Regions from separate parts of the Mus musculus genome. Here region 1 is linked to region 2. A link is a loop called in an ENCODE intact Hi-C map of the cell type or tissue named here. Cell type or tissue: gastrocnemius. All regions are shown on one strand. Each heading gives the region's core, and the rest is flanking DNA. Links, peaks and the distances in the headings are about the cores only.

The links. Hi-C counts contacts between places; a loop is a spot of excess contacts. Peaks named below come from ENCODE experiments on the same cell type or tissue, not always from the same donor. Only the 100,000 strongest peaks of a DNase experiment are listed, where the experiment ranks them.
Region 1: a loop joins it to region 2, with 2.1 times the contacts of the local background. A loop is called at or near these places in 2 of 42 quality-filtered maps.

The regions. Positions count from the first base shown.
Region 1 is chr19:60,757,672-60,760,171 of GRCm38, forward strand. Nanos1 (nanos C2HC-type zinc finger 1) reads left to right here. Exons shown (of 1, transcript NM_178421.3): 1 at 1-2,243. Among named protein-coding and RNA genes, the nearest start is that of Nanos1, 2.9 kb to the left of the region's middle. In gastrocnemius, for the core only: no CTCF peak of the experiment used is centred there; DNase peaks (open chromatin) are centred at 1,367 and 1,572.
Region 2 is chr19:60,860,750-60,878,132 of GRCm38, forward strand. Prdx3 (peroxiredoxin 3) reads right to left here and starts at 13,789. Exons shown (of 7, transcript NM_007452.2): 1 at 13,683-13,789; 2 at 12,379-12,514; 3 at 10,671-10,812; 4 at 9,255-9,390; 5 at 6,767-6,870; 6 at 4,417-4,582; 7 at 3,317-3,970. The coding sequence starts at 13,718. The coding sequence ends at 3,917. It overlaps Sfxn4 (sideroflexin 4), which reads right to left and starts at 679. Exons shown (of 14, transcript NM_053198.4): 1 at 550-679. The coding sequence starts at 588. In gastrocnemius, for the core only: a CTCF peak has its summit at 9,920 (motif pointing right); no DNase peak of the experiment used is centred there.

The DNA.
Region 1 (2,500 bases), core at 1-2,500, 110 kb before region 2:
TAGTCTTTCCAATCCTTAAAATTAACTGTGCCAAGGCTTAATCATATCGTGTACATATTTGGAAACGGTGCTGTTTGAGAGACGTGTATTTATACAGTGACAGTATTATGAATCCATTAATCTCCCCAGTAACTCCTGCTTAGCATTTTCTCTATGCACTACCCCGATGGTCCAATTCTTTGTGTCTGATGCTAAGACATTTCCTCCTCAGAAAGGAGGAAACCTATTTAGAGCAGTGTTAACCCACCTTGATTGCTCAAGTTCAGGGTTCCTAAATAGAAAATGGGGAACTATAATGCAATAACTCGAGTTCCAAAAGGTTCTACTCTGGGCTGTTTGCCTTTCAATTTACAGAGGGTGTGCCAGAATAAACCACTTCAAGTCTGTCTCATTAACTCCCTCTTGGTGGTTCCACTATTACTGAGACCCTTGTCTGCTTCCAGAACCCCAAAAGATCTTCATGCAAAGTTCCTCTTTCCAGTACTCCTGTAAATCTATCATAGTGAGTGCTGGAATATGGCACAAAACTACCTACCATCTAGACAGAAGAGGCAAAGGTAAAGGTGAATTAAGATAAATTCAGCCATGCATCAACACCACTATCTGCTAATACCAGCCAAGAGTTTAAGTATATAATGTTTGCAATAGTCAGATTTAGCTAGGAATACTGGGAGTTAGGCTAGACTGCCTTTCGTATTAAGTAGCAACTTTACAGCAAACTTACTTTCTGTATAAAAAGAGGCTGGTGTGAAAATACAGCTGTTAGCCCTATTGGTAAAAGGGAGGACTTTCTTCACAAGGAAGAAAACTATCCCTGTTAGTTATAGCCCCACATTCACTGGGCCTAGGCCTGAATGTAATAAAACGTTGTTATTTTGCTAGAAAATATACTACTTGTTTTGAGGTGAAGTTTTTCAAGTCAACATAAATTCACATCCTCTAGCTAATCTGCCTTTTCAAAAAGGTATTCTCAATGTCAAAAGCAAAATCAAGTCAGATTGCTGTAATCCCATCAGATATTTCCCAAGGCACGTATGTATGGTGCCAGTATTTAAGCACATGAGCTGAACCATGACCACATGTACCTAATGCCAACTTTTAATTTTCGGCATCTTACCAGAACTAAAGGCTGCTGAAACTGGCATTCTTGTCCCATGGTATTGAGAGGGCTCTTGGAAAATATCAAACTAAGTAGCTGTTATATTAACAGGGAGACAGCTGTCAGAAAAGCGCTTCTAAACACAAGGACCCAAGTTCTATCCCCAGCATCTACATAAGGGAATAGTGGTATGCCTATAACCCCAGTGCTCACGAGGCAGAGGCCAGCCACGCTACATGGATGGGCTCCAGGTCTGAGTGAAAAACATGATCTCATAAGCTAGATGGTTGTCTGAAGTTGGACCTCCACATTCATCTGCAGATTTGGGGTAATTTAAGCCAAAGGTAGCTATGATTGCATCACTGGGGACACTAGCAAGGCAGTCTAGCTCCAGGTATGGAAAAACCCAGATTCAAAAGAAACATCTTGTTTGAAGAAAAGGAGAATATGATTGAGTAGGGCAACCCTTGACCTCTGACCTCCATGTGCTTGCACACAGTAGTGACCACACAAAACTGTATCCCACATGGTGTTCTCCAACCCATGCCAAGTCTGTGTTTCCCAGCTAACAGATACTGAAAGTGTACAGCCAAAAAAAAAAAAAAAAAAAAGAAAAAGTACTTGTTTTTCTAGTGTTCTAGAGAAAATAAACTTAGCCCTAAAAATAACCAATCCTTTAATCCTGACACTCAGGAAGTAGAGGAAGGCTTGGAATGCAATGTTATAAAGGTTTTGCAAAATTGTTTACAGTAGACATCCAAGTTTAGGGCCATGGGTATAGCTCAATGATAGAGCACTTGCCTAGAATGCACAAAACCCTAGAATGCCATTAAAGGGACAAAAATGAAACTTAAAACCCAAAGTTTCATATAACACTTTGATAAAGTTGGCTTCTGCCTAAGAAAGCACTGTGGATCTGGCTAGACCACAAAAAGGGACAGCATTGTAACAGCTTCACCATGGGCAGAAAGGCACAGGTTGTGCTGTGCTTTAGCCTGCATTTGTCTATCCAAACTTGCTAGTTTTATCGGCTTTTTACTTTTTTGTACTTTATTTTTCCTATAAAGTCCTTTTCAGAAGTTAAATGGCTTTGATTATAACTTTTGTTAGATATATTAAACCAAAACCATGTATTTCAAAACTATCAGAAATGTGTTTTATTTCAGGCTAATTTTGTTGTCTTGAGTTTGCTGAATAACATGCCCTCTAATATAATATAGCTGATATATAATTCCCTCTATTATAAATATAACTTTGACAAAGTGTCTTTGGGAAAAACATGAAGAGTTTCACCAGCCAAAACTGACCTGGAAAATTCTGGAATTACAAGCCATGTAGCATTGGTGGCTCTTGACTAATACCCCATACATATGTTTGATCCCCCTAATGTAGCTAGCTCTT
Region 2 (17,383 bases), core at 8,486-10,985:
TTGATAGTTGTGCCGGGCAGTGGTGTTGCACACCTTTAATCCCAGCACTTGTGAGGCAGAGGCCAGCCTGGTCTACAGAGTGAGTTCCAGGACAGCCATGGCTATACAGAGAAACCCTGTCTCGAAAAAAACAAAACAAAAACAACAAAAAAGATTGATAGTTGCTTCTTTTAAAACTTTTTAATATGATTACTAGAAGCACTACCCAACAGTGACTTCCCAGTCTCTAACCTGCTTAAAGCAGGGTGTATGTGTGGTCTTAATCCAAATGGCTGATTTAAGCAAACCTAGGAACCCGGGCAAGGGCAGTCCCACTGAGGACTGGAACTCCTTAGTGAGGCCCTACATCGGATGAGAGTGACTTTGTGGCCTTCTACAACCCAGCCTAGGACCTAAGTAAGAGATGCAAGAGCGGAGACCACTGAAGGGGTTGTTTTTCCCTCCGCACTACAGGATCTCTGAGAGGAAAGTCATGATGACGCAGGGCAGCCTGTCAAGGTCTTGCTGGTCAGGCCAGCCTCCCGCCCCCAACACCCAGCCCCGGAGTACTTGGCGTTCGGAAATCCAGAACTGCAGGTTGGGTTCCATTTGGACAGCGGCGCCACTACGCCCTTGGCAACGCCAGCAAGCGCCTCCTCCTCTTCTCTGAACAAACCCGAGTGTGATGCAGGCCCCGTTTGCTTTGCAGCGCAAGGGGTGGAGCCTATCAGCGTGTCCCGCCCCAGAACCCGAACGCTCCCCTGCTATAGGCCAAGTTCTTCTACTTCCTTTCCTCAAGTTAGAAGAATCCGAAGGGTCCGGGTACAGAGGCGTTCACTCCCACTTCCAGTCTCCACTTGGGGCGGAGACCCTGTAAGAAAGAAGACAGTGTAACTGATGCAAGAGATTTTCTACCGTCACGCCTGCGCTTATCAGGCGCACATTACCCCTGAAAACTGTTGTATACAAAGTCAAATGTACACGAGTTGGGTCAAGCCAGAGCCAGTTACATAATTTTCATGGTGCAGTGAAAAATAAAATTATCATGCCATTTATTAAAAAGTATTGAGATTTCCAAAAGTGTATATTATTGAAGCAAGTGTGGAAAAGTTGGATCTGAGTAGAGTGTACCAAACTCTCAGCCAGACCGGTTAGGTTTTAACCGGTTTCTTTCTAGCATTGGGTCTGTGATGAAAACTGAAAGGAGTTCAGAAACTGATTTTGTTGACAAAAATTTCAGTACTGTGGAGAGACTAGAAAGTTATGGCCTAGAGGCGAATTACCTTGACTAAGTTCTGGCCCTCCAGAGCAGCCATTCCTTGTCCACCTCTGTGTCAGAACTAACTTCTCATGACAACAGATAAAACCTTTTAGAATTTATTGATGATTTGGCAGACAACTAGCTTCTACCAAATCAAAAGTTAAGGATGGCATCAAATAGCATCTTGACCTTATGTGAAAGCTTCCTGCATAATGATGTACCTCTGCCTCTCTGATGTACCCACCAATGTATTTTAAAGCTTTCCTTGATTTGTGACTTTCTCCGTACTGTAAAACTATAACAAACTTTGTGAAATGGCTTTCACACGGGAATGTAAGATTTGGAGTAACCTAAACCTGTGTTCCCAGGCTCTGATGACTTAAAATAGCTCCAGAATAAACTCTTATTATCTTATTTTTTTTAAGATAAGAGAGGTTTTTTGTTTTTTGGTTTTTGGTTTTTTGTTTTTTTGTTGTTGTTTTTGTTTTTGCATCAACGGGTCAAATCCACTTTGGTTAAAAGCCAAATCAACTAGAGTCAAATAGGGCTTTCCTACCTTCTCTCAGTGTCAGGATAGATGGGACTTGAATGTGTGCCTAGAGTATGTGTGGTGTTCAGCAGGACTCCAGAGTGCAGAACTGGAGCCCCTGCACAACACTTATAGTTAAATGATTCTGGTCATGTCAGTATCTCCATCTAGAAAAAGGGCTAGTAATTGTACTAATCTTAGGGGCTTGCTGAAGATTGAAGGAAATGACTGAGCCAGGCTGAACCCATTGGAGGTGGCCAGTAGTAGCCATGACCACCACCTAGAGGTTATCAGTCCTTGCCTTTCTCGCCCAGGAATTCAGATCTGCCAGTTTATCTGGCTCTTCTCTTCAGTCACTTAGTTGACCTGACTCACTTTGCTATAGCCTTCAACAGTTCTCTCCACAGATAGGTAAAAGGGCCCCTCCTCAGTATTCCCATTATGCCAAGATATGCACTTGTGGTATCATTATGGTCTTTAGCACACTGCACTGTCTGATTGGCTCTACCCTTCAGTGAGTCACAGATCCAGTCCATCTGGCTCTCTGTGCTTTACCACTTTGGAAGTCCTACAGTCAAAAGAACCAGAATGATCTTAAGGGTAAGTTACTGTCACTCTTTTTTCTTTTTGAGGGAATATAGAAGGTAGTTGAGGCAAGGTCTCATCTCATACTGTAGCCCAGACTGGGTTTGATCTTCCTGGATACATACATGCATGAGCTGCAATGTCCATCAAAGATATTCCCCATCACATTTAGAATTCACTCCTTAGCTTGCCTGAGAGACTTTGGGTCCCTAACTGCCATTTTCCTTTATGCTCTAGTGGCATGACCTCCTTCATGTTTCCTGCCTAGAAGCCCCTTACTTCCTGCGATGGCTTGAATGAGAATAATCCCATATACTCATATATTTGAATGCATGGTCCTAAGTTGGTGTAACTGTTTGGAAGGATCGGGAGGTGTGGCCTTATCAGAAGCCCCAGGGATGGGATTGGAATTTTCTAAAACCCACACCATTCCCACTTGGGTGTCTTATCTCATGCCTGTGGATCAGATATAAGATCTCAGCTCTGTTCCAGTGTCATTCTTGCCAGCTGCCATGCAGGTCATGAACTAATCTGGAACCATGAGCCTCAACTTTCTTCTAGCCTTGGATGCTGGTGATACACAATAGATAGAATTACCCTCATTTTACATATAGACCCAGAAAATAGACCCAGTCTCTTTTCCCTCAGGACTTCCCTGAAAAACCTACTCAGAACACTGCTCCAACCCGGCAAGTATCTGATTTCTGTTTATTGGGCTTTTCTTCTAGAATCAAGTGCATAAACACAAAGGTTTATTTTTCTTCACTCCAATGCCTCCAAAGTCCAACCTGGCATATGTTTTTCATGGCTACCAAAATAATGAATGAAAGTAGGTATCAGTCTTGCCTACTAAGTTTCAGTTTCCTGAGAGTGGAGCCAGCCCTGTGTCAAATGCCCAATAAATATTTGTTGAGCTAACTTATCAAAGGAGAAACGGTGCCCCAGAATAAGTCAAAAACGCAAATATTTTAATGTTTATTTTTATTCTATATATCCAGCTCTTGAAGAAAATGACTTATGGATTAGACATAGTCCTTCATGATTATACCTCTTCAATACCTCAGAACACACAAGGACACTGTGAGTTAATGACTACAATTTAAAAAAAAAAAAAAGGGAAATTCAGCATAATTCACAAAAATTCAAGAGGAAATTTTAGGACCTTGATCAGAAGCTTCCATTAAGTGCTGGTGCTATGTGCTACTTCATTTCACCAAGTACTGGCACTATGTGCTACTTCACTGTAGACCAAGGTTCAGGGCAGGCTAAGGGAAAGAATGCTTACCCTCTAAGGACATGATCCAAGAAATGGGGGCCAAGCACTCGGGGAGAATTGGTTAGCCATCAAGAAGTCCCTAGTAAGAGCAGCTATGGAAGCAGCTAGCCACCTTTAGAGAGCCTGAACCTGTCTTAAAATTACAAAGCCTGTGGAGCAGTACTTATAAACACAAACATAATGAGGTTTTGCCATTCTATAAATAATCTTCAAGGCATTGGAAGGATTCCAGCTGGGGCTCTTTTTTGGCCTGAAAAGCTTCAGGTAATTGCAGACATAGGATGGCCTACTGATGGACCTTCTCAAAGTACTCTTTGGAAGCTGTTGGACTTGGCTTGATCTGAAAATTAAAAAAAAAAAAATTAAATCTTTTAGGAGGAACTTCATAATAGTAGTCTCAAAGATGAGCTCAAAGATTCTAGTTTTTTGTTTGTTTGTTTTTTGTTTTTTTTTAAGACAGGGTTTTTTTTGTGTAATAGCCCTGGCTGTCCTGAAACTTACTTTGTAGACCAGGCTAGACTCAAAAATGATTCACTGCCTCTTCATCTAGATAAAAGGTGTGTGCTACCATATCTGGCCCAAGCTCTCAGTCTTAAACTAAAATTTCTTCATTTTTGAAGATTAGCCTATTTTGTTCAAAACATATAGATAAAAATTAACTACTAGCCTCAGTAGAAACTGTCCATCTAAGTGTTACCAACCCACACTCAGCCAGCACCTCTTGGTAGATTATCCTTGAGCAAAGACCTGGAGTTGGGGCGTGGTGCTCTAAGGAAAACAACATACCGTAGGGGACTCTGGTGTCCAGTTGGCTGGGCAGACTTCTCCATGGGTCTCCACAAACTGGAACGCCTTTACCAAACGGAGTGTTTCTTCCACACTGCGGCCCACCGGAAGGTCGTTGACACTCAGGTGCTTGACGACACCATTAGGGTCAATAATGAAGAGACCTCTGCACAGAATTTATCCTCATTAACAGGACTAGTGCCAACAACTCATTTCTTTCCTTTTATGTCTTTATTCTCCTATTAGTAAATTCATCAACTTGTCAAAGGCTTTAAAATGGGAGTTTTAGGGATTAAAGAGACTACTTAGCAATTAATAGTTTGTACTGTGTCTATCCAGAGGACCTGAGTTCAATTCATAGAACCCATTGGAAGGGAACCCACTCAACTGCCTGTAACTCCTGCTCCAGGGGATCTGACATCCTTTTATAGCCTCCAAGGGCGAGTACTCAAATGTACATAATTTTACAGAGTTACACACACATAATTAAAAATAAATCTTAGAAAAACCAACCTGAAATTAACATTATAAAAAAGTTTATCAACTTTTAGTAATGACAGATGCTCTAATACAAGGCCACCAAGGAAAGCATACATTATGGGAACATTGAAAAACTGTATTCCCAATGTGATATATGATACCTAAAAAGAATGAACTAGAGACAGTAAAGACTTTTACACAGTGATCTAGTATACATTCTTTGGACTTCTATATCACTCTGGTAATGTGATCACATATATGTAAAAGGGAGAGATTGAAGTTGCATCCAATAAATATTTAAAACTTCCTTTAAAAAAAAAGATTTTATTTATGTGTATTTGTTGTGTATGCATGCATGCAAATACCCAGAGTCCAGAAGAAGGTGCTGGACTCTCTGGAGCTGGAGTTACAGGTGGCTATAAAATCAAACTCTAGGGGCTGGTGAGATGGCTCAGCAGTGAAGAGCACTGACTGCTCTTCTGAAGGTTCTGAGTTCAAATCCCAGCAACCACATGGTGGCTCACAACCATCCGTAATGAGATCAATGAGATCTGATGCCTTCTTCTGGAGTGTATGAAGACAGCTACAGTGTACTTACATGTAATAAATAAATAAATAAATAAATAAATAAATAAATAAATAAATAAATACATCTTAAAAAAAAATCAAACTCTAATCCTCTGTAACACCAATGAGCACTCATAACTGCTGAGTCATCTTTATAGCACCTCACAATCCCTTTTGGTTTTTCCTTTGAGACACGGTCTTTCTACATAGTCCTAGCACTACTACATAGACCAAGCTGGCCTAGAACTCATAGATCTACCTCTCCCATCCAGTGTATACGGTACTGGAGACTGAACCCAAGGCTTCTTGCATGCTAGGTAAAAGCTGTGAGCATACTCTGCCGTCTTTTCCAATTGTGTGTGTGTATTTTTTTTTAAAGATTTATTTATTATTATACATAAGTACACTGTAGCTGTCTTCAAACACACCATAAGAGGGCATCAGATCTCATTATGGGTGGTTGTGAGCCACCATGTGGTTGCTGGGATTTGAGCTCATGACCTTCGGAAGAGCAGTCAGTGCTCTCACCTGCTGAGCCATCTCACCAGCCCGTCTTTTCCAATTGTTAAAGCAGCTGTTGAAATAAAAACTAAATTCTCAAATATAAAAATGAAGAGGAAGAGGAGGAGGAGGAAGACCAGGGAGGAGGGAGAAAAGATGGAAAGAGAACAAGATGACTCAAGGTAAGAATCACGAAAACATGCCATGAGGGCTGGCCAACTGGAGTTATGAGATGTCCAGATGGAACATGGAAGATACAACTAAGGGTTATTGATGGGGAAGTAATTTCTAATGGCTTAAAGGATAGATATCTGCCCAGGTCTAGTGCTATAAAGGGCTTATTATAAATGTAAAGGTTGTGTGTCTTTTATCTGGGAACTGAATGATCAAGACAGTGTAGAAACCCCGAATAGAGAGTAAATAATTACTATGAGTTCCTGGAGTACAGACCAGCTGAGAACATTCAGCATCATGGACTGAACAACTACAGTATTCTTGGACCTATCATTAGTAGACAGCCATTGTTAAGACTAGTTGGACCACAGCCTATAAGCCATTCTAATAAATCTATGTATATAAACACCACACACACACACACACACACACACACACACACACACACACACACACACACACACACACTGTCTCAAAAATCAAAACTACCAACAAAGATCCAAACCTGTACTTCTTCCTGAGTTTTACCAAAACTGACAAATGCTTTAATAGAGTCTTTATAAATCTTTAAGAAACAAGATGACACTAAAATATGCAAAACCATCCCATCTCTAAGAACAGCTCTTACCTGAGTGCAATGCCAGCACTTTCCAACAGCACTCCGTAGTCTCGGGATATCTGCTTAGTTATATCCGACAACAGTGTGATGTTCATGTGGCCCAAACCACCATTCTAATAAAAAGGCAAACAGGACTGTTTTTCTCGGGTGGTCCAACAGGGTGTGAACCATGTACCAATGTTTAAAACCAACAATGATGGTGGCAAGTAATAAATTCACACAAGGAAATTATGTTTAACTTAATTCCCTCTTACTTTATTTTACGTGTTTGAGTGTTTTACCTGCATGTAAGTGCACCACAAGCATGCAGTGTTTGAGAAGACCAGGAGACGGTATGTGGTCCCCTGAAACTGGAGTTAAAGGCAGTTGCAAGCTGCTATGTAGATGTTGGTAATTAAGCCTGGGTCCTCTTAAAAAATAGCAGTGTTGGGCTGGTGAGATGGCTCAGTGGGTAAGAGCTCTGACTCCTCTTCCAAAGGTCCTGAGTTCAAATCCCATCAACCACATGGTGGCTCACAACCATCCGTAGTGAGATATGATGCCTTCTTCTGGTGTGTCTGAAGACAGCTACAATGTACTTACATATAATAATAAATAAAATCTTTTTTTTTAATTTATTTATTTATTTATTTATTTATTTATTTATTTATTTATTTATTTATTTATTATATGTAAGTACACTGTAGCTGTCCTCAGACACTCCAGAAGAGGGAGTCAGATCTCGTTACGGATGGTTGGGAGCCACCATGTGGTTGCTGGGATTTGAACTCCTGACCTTCGGAAGAGCAGTCCGGTGCTCTTACCCACTGAGCCATCTCACCAGCCCCCAATAAATAAAATCTTAAAAAAAAAATAGCAGTGTTCTTAACTGATGAGTCATCTTTCCAGTATCTATTATCTTGTATTAGTTATTGTATGCATGTTTGTGTGTGTGTGTGTGTGTGTGTTTATGCACACTCAAGCGAGGCACTGCACATGTATGGAGGTGAGAGGACAACTCTGTGGAGTTCTTTCCTTCCATTCTATGTGGGCTCCAGTGACAGAACTCAGGTTGTCATGTTTACCCAGAAGTACTTTTCCTGTTGACTACCTTCAATGGCCCATCTTCATCATTTTAAAAATGAGGAAACTAAAGCTCAAAAGGCTAGCCTGGCAGTAGTGGCACATGCCTTTAATCCCAGCACTTGGGAGGCAGAGGCAGGCAGATTTCTGAGTTCAAGGCCAGCCTGGTCTACAGAGTGAGTTCCAGGACAGCCAGGGCTATACAGAGAAACCCTGTCTCCAACAAACAAACAAACAAACAAACAAACAAACAACCCAACCCAACCCAACCCAACCCAAACAAAAAAGGCTAAGTACTTTTCTTCAGGCCATTGCTAGAAAGAGACTGGTTGACCTTATCTTTTGAGGCAGGGTCTGTCTCATGTAGCCAGACTAGCCTCTAACTTTTTATATAGCCAATGATGATCTTGAACTTCTATCTTCCTGCTGCAACTTCTGGAATGCTGGGATCATAGGCTATGCTAACCCATCCAGTGTATACGGTACTGGAGACTGAACCCAAGGCTTCTTGCATGCTAGGTAAAAGCTGTGAGCATACTCTGCCGTCTTTTCCAATTGTTAAAGCAACTGTTGAAATGAAAACTAAATTCTCAAATATAAAAATGAAGAAAGTAAATTATTCAAGTCACCATTGTTAGTCCTGAAACATACCTACTGAAATTTTGAATTTTTTCTTCCCTAGCAGATTTGTAGACATCAAAAATAGTACAGCCAACTATTAAGGGTTCAAAGTGTAGGCCCAAGAGGAGGTAAAAGAAGATGACAGCCACATCACTTGTCCCACTAAGCCTGTCTCCATTACTTGGAAGATATGCATGGAATGAGCAGTAAAGATACAAACAACATCCAGGGAGTTGTTACTACCATAGCTTACAAACTGCTGACAGGAGAGGATCTACAAAGAACCTACTTCAGGAGGATATGGCTCACCTGGTACAGGTACAGCATTTGATCCCCAGCAAGGCATAAGCCAGGTTCTAGAAGGTGGAGGCTGGAGGATCAGAAGTCATCTGAGCTAATACACCCTAACCTTGAGCCTGGAATACTTGAGATTCTGTTTTTGAAAGGAAGAAAGGAGGGAAGGCAGGTAGACAAATGTTCCCTTCAGACTGTCTTATGTTTTGACAACCTTTAGACTTTGTATTAAATCTCTCTTGTTAGTGCAGGGGGGCAGAAGTTGCTGGGGAATGAGCAAGAGACACTCCCACAAAGCTAAAAAGGATTTTGAATGTCATCATCACAAAAAAATGATTCAAGAAAGAGTACTGAATAGCTTGATTTGATCCATAGACAATGCACACATGTATCAAAACATCACATTGTATCCCATAAATATATACAATGTTTTTATTGTGTGGTCAGTATTATTTGTGAAGTAGAAGTGACACCAAAGAATAAAATAAGACCAAGGAAAGGTGACTGTCACCCAACCTACCTTTCTTGGTGTGTTGATCCAGGCAAGATGACTGAAGTGGGAATCCACTGAAACTGCAACTACTTCACAGTTTACATCATGAAATTCATTGGCTTTGTCACTGAAAGCAACAATTTCTGTAGGACACACAAATGTGCTTGGGGGGAAAAAAGAGAAAGTTTCATTAGATCATAAAAAAGCAAAAACTTACAACAGTTAGAAGTCTAAAACTAAATTGATTTGCTTAGGGGTGAAAGACATGAAATCGGCTGGGTATGCTAGGTGTGATAGCATAAACCTTTAATCCCAGAACTCTGATGGTAGAGGCAGGAGGATCTCTGTGAGTTCAGACCAGCCCGGTCTACATATGGAGACCATGACCCCCCCCCCCCAAAAAAAAAAAAGGGAAAAAGCAAGCTTCGTTTTGGGCATGGTGGCGTCTACTTTTAATCCAAGCACTGAGGAGGCAGAGACAAGCTGATCTCTCTCAGTTCAAGGCCAGCCTAGTCTACAGTGAGTTCCAAAACATCTGTAGAGAAAATCTTGCCTCAGGTAAACAAATGAATGAATGAATGGGATTGTGAGGCATGTTTAAAGAGTTAAAAGAAAACCTGTACTTTTAAATAAAGTAACTTTATGAAAAATTCATTTTATTTTTTTAATGTATGAGTTACACTGTTGCTGTCTTCAAATACACCAGAAGAGGGCATCAGATCCTGATACAGATGGTTGTAAGCCACTATGGAAATTGAACTCAGGACCTCTGGAAGAGCAGCCAGTGCTTTTAATTTCTGAGCCATCGTCTCTCTCCAGCCACAAAATAATAATAATAATAATAATAATAATAATAATAATAATAATAATAATAATAATAATTTCCTATATTACTTCTACCCAGACTGTTGTAAAGTTTAGACTGGCTTAGGGAACCATTTATCAAAAGTATGTGAGACAGAACTGTATTAAAGGCTGATAGTATAATCCAGTAAGAGTGCTTGCCTAGTATTCACAGGGCCCAGGGTTTGATCCCCAGTACAACCAGAAAAACTGACAGAACCATACTAAAACTCCTCCATTAAAAGGGCTGGGCAGTGCTGGCACATGCCTTTAATCCCAGCACTTGGGAGGCAGAGGCAAGCGGATTTCTGAGTTCGAGGCCAGCCTGGTCTACAGAGTGAGTTCCAGGACAGCCAGGGCTAGACAGAGAAACCTTGTCTCAAAAACAAACAAACAAACAAACAAACAAACGAATGGGGGAAAAAAAAAAAAAGGAAGGATGTTTCCTCCCACTATGGTTATATGAGGTACAGATGGCCAAGGACAGTGAACAAAAATTAAAAAGAATCTTTCTCTCCACTAAAAGAGGAATTTCAGCGTGGGTTAGAGATCAATACCAGCTCTCAGAGGGACATGAAAATATTATAAAATCAAACTTACAAATCCAAAGGGTAGAAGAAAAGCACCAAGTATTTTCCCTTAAAGTCGTCGAGACTCAGCTCTTTGAACTCTCCATTGACAACAGCAGTACCTTTAAAATAGGGCGCGTGCTGGGTGACAGCAGGGGTGTGGAAAGAGGAACCTAAAAAAAAGACCACACACCTGAATGTAGCTTGTCATCCACCACATCGAGTACTGCATGATTTTATTTAAACTCCTTTTGTTGGAACATATCAAGTAAACTTACTATTTGCCATAACTGGTGACATAAGTTGTTTATTAATTTAACTCAATAAGATGGTTCACTTCAGTTGTACATCTTAGGTAAAGTAATTTTGCCCTTCAGCACAATTCCAAAGTATATACACAAACTCAACTCAGTGGTAGGGAGGAGTGTGTGTGTGTGTGTATACGCGCGTGCGCGCACACACTTGTGAGCATGAATATGAAGGATGGAGGACACACAGATCCTCAGAAGACATCTACCATTTTTTAAAAACCCTTTCTCTCTTTTAAGAGTCTTTTATAAACTCAGCTCACCAAGTAGGGTAGGGTAGCTGGCACTGAGCTCCAAGGACTCAGTGGTCGCCTCTTTCTCAAGTGCTGGACCCATTGTATACTACTATGCCAGGCTTTCTGTGAGTTCTGAAGGTCAGCTGAACTTTGATCCTTATGCTAGCTGACTGACTGACTTAGCTCTCACTCCAACCCTAAAGAAAAGGTTTTTTTAAAGAACAAAAACTAGAAGAAATGAAATGCCCTTGGAACTACAAAAGGAAGAGGAAGAAGGCAGTAGAGAGCAGAAGGCAGCCAGACATGGAGCTAGCTCAGACTAGGGTGTGAGTATCACAGGACACTGACCAAGAGGGGCCAATACACAGGGAAAAGGAACAAACTCAAAACAAACTCAGCAAGTCTTAAAAGGACCCTCAGCAACAAGCAGCCAGATTAGCTCTTCACGGTAGAGAGAACAGAGTCTGAGAGGCTCTAATGCAGGAAAACAGATGTTTCCAGGAAGATTAGGCCATCAAAAAGATAAGAATGGTGGAGGCAATGTCTATAGTTAGTTATCTTGGTGAGAGGCACTGAGGCATGGCAGAGAGAAACCAAGAGCAGATGCAGGACATGTTTCAAACCTGGGGTGGGGTACAGTGGTGTTTTGTGTTTTCATTTTATCTAGTAACTTAGGTATCTTAGAGAAATAGCCTTTGTTAAGTATATTATACAAATATTTTCTTTTTCCTAGACTACCACTTTTTCTACTCTTTTTTAGGGGGGTGGGCATGGGGAGAGGTCTTGTTTATTTATTGTTCCCAGACAGAGTCTCACACTGTGATGCCCTGATTGGCCTGCAACTTTTTTTTTCTTCCTTTTTGGTTCTTCGAGACAAGGTTTTCTGATCTGTAGGCCAGGCTGGCCTCTAAATCACAGAGATCTGCCTCTGCCTCCTGAATGCTCACATTAAAGGCATGTGGCTCCACCACTGGCTTCCATTTTCTTTCTGTTTTCTTAAAAGTAAGTTTTAAAATTTTGACACCGCCAAGGACTCACTGTTCCTAACAGTTCCTTTTAGATCCAGCCATCTCTACATTATTCTCATATCCATGTTTAAAATCTCCAAGGACAAGCCTCAAGTATAGCCAGGGTCCAGAGTGGCTGATAAGGGTTTCCTTTTACCTGGATATGACTAGAGCACAGTAACACTTACTGGTGCTAAAGGCTGACTTTCCTTGGGCAGAGGCAGACCACAGTATGTCTGTCAAACAGGTTCTTCTAGAAGCAACAGGCCTAAGAACTGTTGAGGCAGAAATACTCCGGGAAATAGCACTTGCATGACGAGCAACCTGGAAAGAAAAATGCTTTCAATTAGGAAGGCTTTCCGAAAGGGTGACTGAATTCTGCCTTGCTGCTGTCATCCTTTGTTAACGACCCTTTTCCCAACGAAACAGATACCAAATCAAATTAAGAGCATGGGTTGAGTCTACAAGAAAATCATAAGAATAAAGCTTCAAGAATAAAAAATCTCCAAAATTTCAGGAAGGCTAGGCCAGGCTGAGTAGTTGTACCCTCCCCCACCTGGAGCTAACTGCTGCATCATGTAGCCACATCAAGGTTTTTCTCAGAAAAAGTCCCTTCCAGGCTCTCAGTCAAGGAATAGGGTGAAGTTCATGCACTGGGAGTGTTTGGCCCAAGCTCAAGGTTAGTAGTGTTTGCTCAACTTTGATGTCCAACATGGGACAGGAAATTAAGGGCTGAGCCCGGCGATGAGAAAGGAGAGGAGGATGGCTGGCAAGAGGACAGACAGTAGGCTGCTACTAGAGAACAGCAGATACCAAGGCAGAGTCCAGCCTGAGTGTGGGAGTAGAAAGAGGCTCCTGTTACTGTTTTTACTCCCGTTACTTTGTTTATACTCAGACTTAAGTATGAGCCCACAGCCATGTCGAGATGTAGGAAAAACTAAGGTTCAGAAATGTGAAGTCAAGCCAGACAGCACTCCAGAGGCAGAGGCAGTCGGATCTCTGTGAATTCCAGACTAGCCTGAACTACAGAGCGAGTTTCAGGATAGCCAGGGGATACACTGAGAAACCCCGTCTCGAAAAACCACACACACACACACACACACACACACACACACACACACACACACACACACACACACACACACGTGTATCTTGGCCAAGGTCATATTTGGTGACAGATCCTAGAACACAGTAGTCAGCATACTGGCCTCAAAAGTCAGGCCTGGGTGCTTTAGTGAAGAAACAGCAAGGGGACCATCAAGCACAAGGACTTGTTGGAGAGCACATCACCCACGGGGATAGTGTAAAGGCTGTCCTGCGCAGGGGCTAGGGCCTTTCTAGCCGCAGGAGGCCTAGAGGTCCCCGAGCTGAGAACTCCCTCCCATAGGAGCTAGTGGGCAGCAGACCTAAGGGTGCGCGATCCGGTCCTGGAAACAAGTGCGGGCCAGAGTCGCTGTTGTGTCATGCGCCTGCCCAGCTGCCAGCCACTCACCGAGGACCAGAGCAACCTTCCCGCAGCTGCCGCCATCTTCAGAGCACGCAAGAGGCACGATAGGCGGAGATACCGAGGAGTAGCCGGAGCACGCCGGGTGTGCTTCTGCCTGGGGCGTGGCTTCTGCTCCGGGCTTCCCTATGAGGGCGGGGCCTCAGCGAGGCGGGGCTTACGAGGAGTGGGTGGAGGAGGGGTGTGGTTTATGCAAAGAGGCTGGACCTGGGTGTGTGGTTGTGACTTAGGGGAGAAGCCGTAGAACCACTCCTTCCAGCTCAGGGGGAAATTTCCCTTTGACCTCCTGAATACCTGAATGCTTGGATTCCTATTTATGGTACCGACGTATAAAGATCAAATTCAATTTAGGAAGTAGACACTTATTGACATTTCCTGTTGATTTTGTTTCGCTAATTTAGAGTAGTAGAAAGTGTCTGTCTGTGAAAGAATCCAGTTCCCTTTCTATCTCAGGTGGGATCTTCTGCCTTCTGCATTCAGTGGAACAAACTTAGTTATCTGAGTTCTTTAATAAGCTAAGCGACTTAGGGACATCAGAGTTTAGTGTGCTTGAAAACCTTTGATATTGTGTGGGGGCGTTCATTTGGCCTCTCCTCAAAATTGGGATAATTGGGACACATTTTAAATCAATTTATTTGTTAACGCAGATACCAAGTAATGATTGGAGGGCACGGTTTTGAAGTACCACATCAAACACAGAATAAAATTCACATGATAACCACACTAAATGCCATGTCTAAGCTGGTATTTTCCAAGCACTGTTCTGTTACTAATATAGTTTCTCACATCTGCATATTATCTAAATAATATTTTCTTTATGCTAGCTCATTTTAAAGTGCAAATAATCTTATGGGAAAAGAAATGTTAAGTAGGAAATAGTTAAACTTCTACTTATAACAGTATAAATAGAAGGGAATTAAAAATAAACACACTAGTGCAAAATACTGCAAAGTTCCAGCTAGATACAGTTATTTGCTGAAAGTCCGAGTTTTGTTGAAAAGAAAGAGAAGGTGGTCAGAGGCATTCATTTGTAGGTCAGATGATTGAAAGAAACCTAAAAACATTTTGAGTTTCTCATACTGAGATCTGATGTTATTATTTATTTATTTTGCTCTCTACTATATCAGAAATATTCATAAAAGAAAAAAATTATAAATCTAGCTGTCCATGAACCATTAGCTGCTACACAGTGTACCTGTCTTGTGGAGAAAAAAAAAAAGCCTTATACCTAAAGAGACATCTCAACAAGTTCCTCACAGCACTTGCCTTGAACTTAACTGGTACCCAGTGTATGTGTTTGGTGTTCAAGTCTGTGATGGAATATAATTCAGACATAAAAAAGGATGAAGGCTGAGCTTGATGGCTTATACTTGTAATTTCAGCACTTGAGAGGCTGAGGCAGGAGGATAGCCAAGAGTTCAAGGCCAGGCTTTGCTACAGATTAAGATCCACTTGAAACAAAACAAAACTCTGAAGTGTGATAGCACAGGTCACCTTCTTGCCTGTACTTGCTTCTTCTTCTTTTTTTTTTTTTTTAAGATTTATTTTATTATTATTTATTTGTTATATGTAAGTACACTGTAGCTGTCCTCAGACACTCCAGAAGAGGGAGTCAGATCTCGTTAAGGATGGTTGTGAGCCACCATGTGGTTGCTGGGATTTGAACTCCTGACCTTTGGAAGAGCAGTCGGGTGCTCTTACCCACTGAGCCATCTCACCAGCCCCCTACTTGCTTCTTCTTAGTACTGAGGTTACAAGTGTACTCTTACTCATATTACAAATATAGGTAGAATTTGCTTTTGGAGTAGTGAAAACATCATGTGATTAATGGAGCTGAGAATTATAGAACATTAGATAATGGTAGGTTATATCTCTAAGAAACAAACATCTTCAAGAGGTACAGAACCTAGAACTCCATGCAGCTGAGCAGCTAGTGTTTGTGGTGGCTGAAAGCAGGCTCAGCATCAATTACTTGCCACTGTATGAGACAATGATCTCAATTTAATTCTTCCTATTTTCCATCACACCAAGGGTGTTTGTTTGTTTATTTGTTCAAATTCACAGAGATCTACTTGACTCTGCTCCCAGGTGCTGGGATTAAAGAACCACCATGCCAGGGGACATTGAGGGTTTTAAAAGTTTCACTGCTGTATCTAGAGTAAGGAAAAGGTATGTGACAAGGACAGGCCAGGAGTTTTCTCTGGGCTTAGATTAAAAGACAAAAAACAAAAATGAAAACAAAAACCAAAAAAAAAAAACCCAACTACTTTTAATAAGGGTTCTTAAACGCTTCAAGCCCACCATCCAAAGGTAGGGTTGAAAAGGGTTAGGTGGTAAAAAGGACAAGGGTATGTGGACCTGTTTAGAAGTATTTGGGGGGCTATTCCAATCTCTGATGTCAGGATACCAGCAGTCCAGTTCAGTCCAGTTCAGTCAGGACACCAAACACGAATCACATAAGTCAGCGGGAGCGACTAGGACCAGCTGGGACTCCTGGAAAAGTTCTCTGCTGCGTGTCTCTCTCAAGGAAGTGAAGATCAGCAAAGATGAAGACTCTGAGACCAATGAATCATTACAAAGCTGGCAATGCAAACTCACCATCACTGTCCCATTTATACTCTCTCCAAATATCACATGTCTTCCCTTAGCAAAACAAATACCATGTGACTCTGTATCACCTGACCCAACCAGAAACTTCTACTTCAGGTATCTGTCTCTTTTCCTTTTATGGATAGGCCTTTGTTTCTGGTTTTCCCCTAGCACTTTGAAGGACTCCTGTTTCCTGATATACACAGTGTAGTGGGATCTCCATCAAAGGGAGGCAGTTTGGTTCACACCTACGATACTTATATGCAGTGTGAAAGTCAGTCCAAAGCAAAGAGCAGGGTGAAGTGCCCCACATCCTCACCCGCTCCTCATTCCTGCTGCCCCTGCTAAAGTGTATGCATTCATCAGCTCCATCTCATTAATTAGGCTTATGTGTAGTACCATGTGCTGTATCTTGCAGGTTAGAGTGTGTTCCTGGTACTCTCTTAACACCAGCTCCCCTTAGCTTCTGAAATATTTTTCCTTCTACATATGGCCTTCTGGTGTTGGATAAAACCTGCATCTAACAATCACTCTGTGTGTGTGTGTGTGTGTGTGTGTGTGTGTGTGTGTGTGTGTGTGTGTGCGCGCGCGCAGTTGCCCTTGTGTGCACATATGAAGGCCAGGGGTATGTCAGAGCGTGTGACTATGGCTGGTCTACTTGGTCAGGATGTGCCAGTCTCCCTCCCCCACAACCTAGGGCTGGTGTTACAGATGTGTGTTATTATTATTATGCCAGACTTTTTTGGGTGCTAAGGATCTGAACTCAGGTTCTCATGCTGGCACAGCAAACACTTTACCCACTCCACTTTTTTTTTGGATTGGTTAGATGCTCTGGTCCCAGGATCTTGCTGTCTCTGCCTGCTTCCCCAGAGTTCAGATTACAGGGATACTGTTGTTTATGTGGGTGTTGGAGATTCCAACTCAGGTTTTCATGCTTGGCTGACAAGCTCTTTTTTTTTTTTTTTTTTTTTTGGTTTGGTTTTTCGAGACAGGGTTTCTCTGTGTAGCCCTGGCTGTCCTGGAACTCACTTTGTAGACCAGGCCGGCCTCGAACTCAGAAATCTGCCTGCTTCTGCCTCCCGAGTGCTGGGATTAATGCC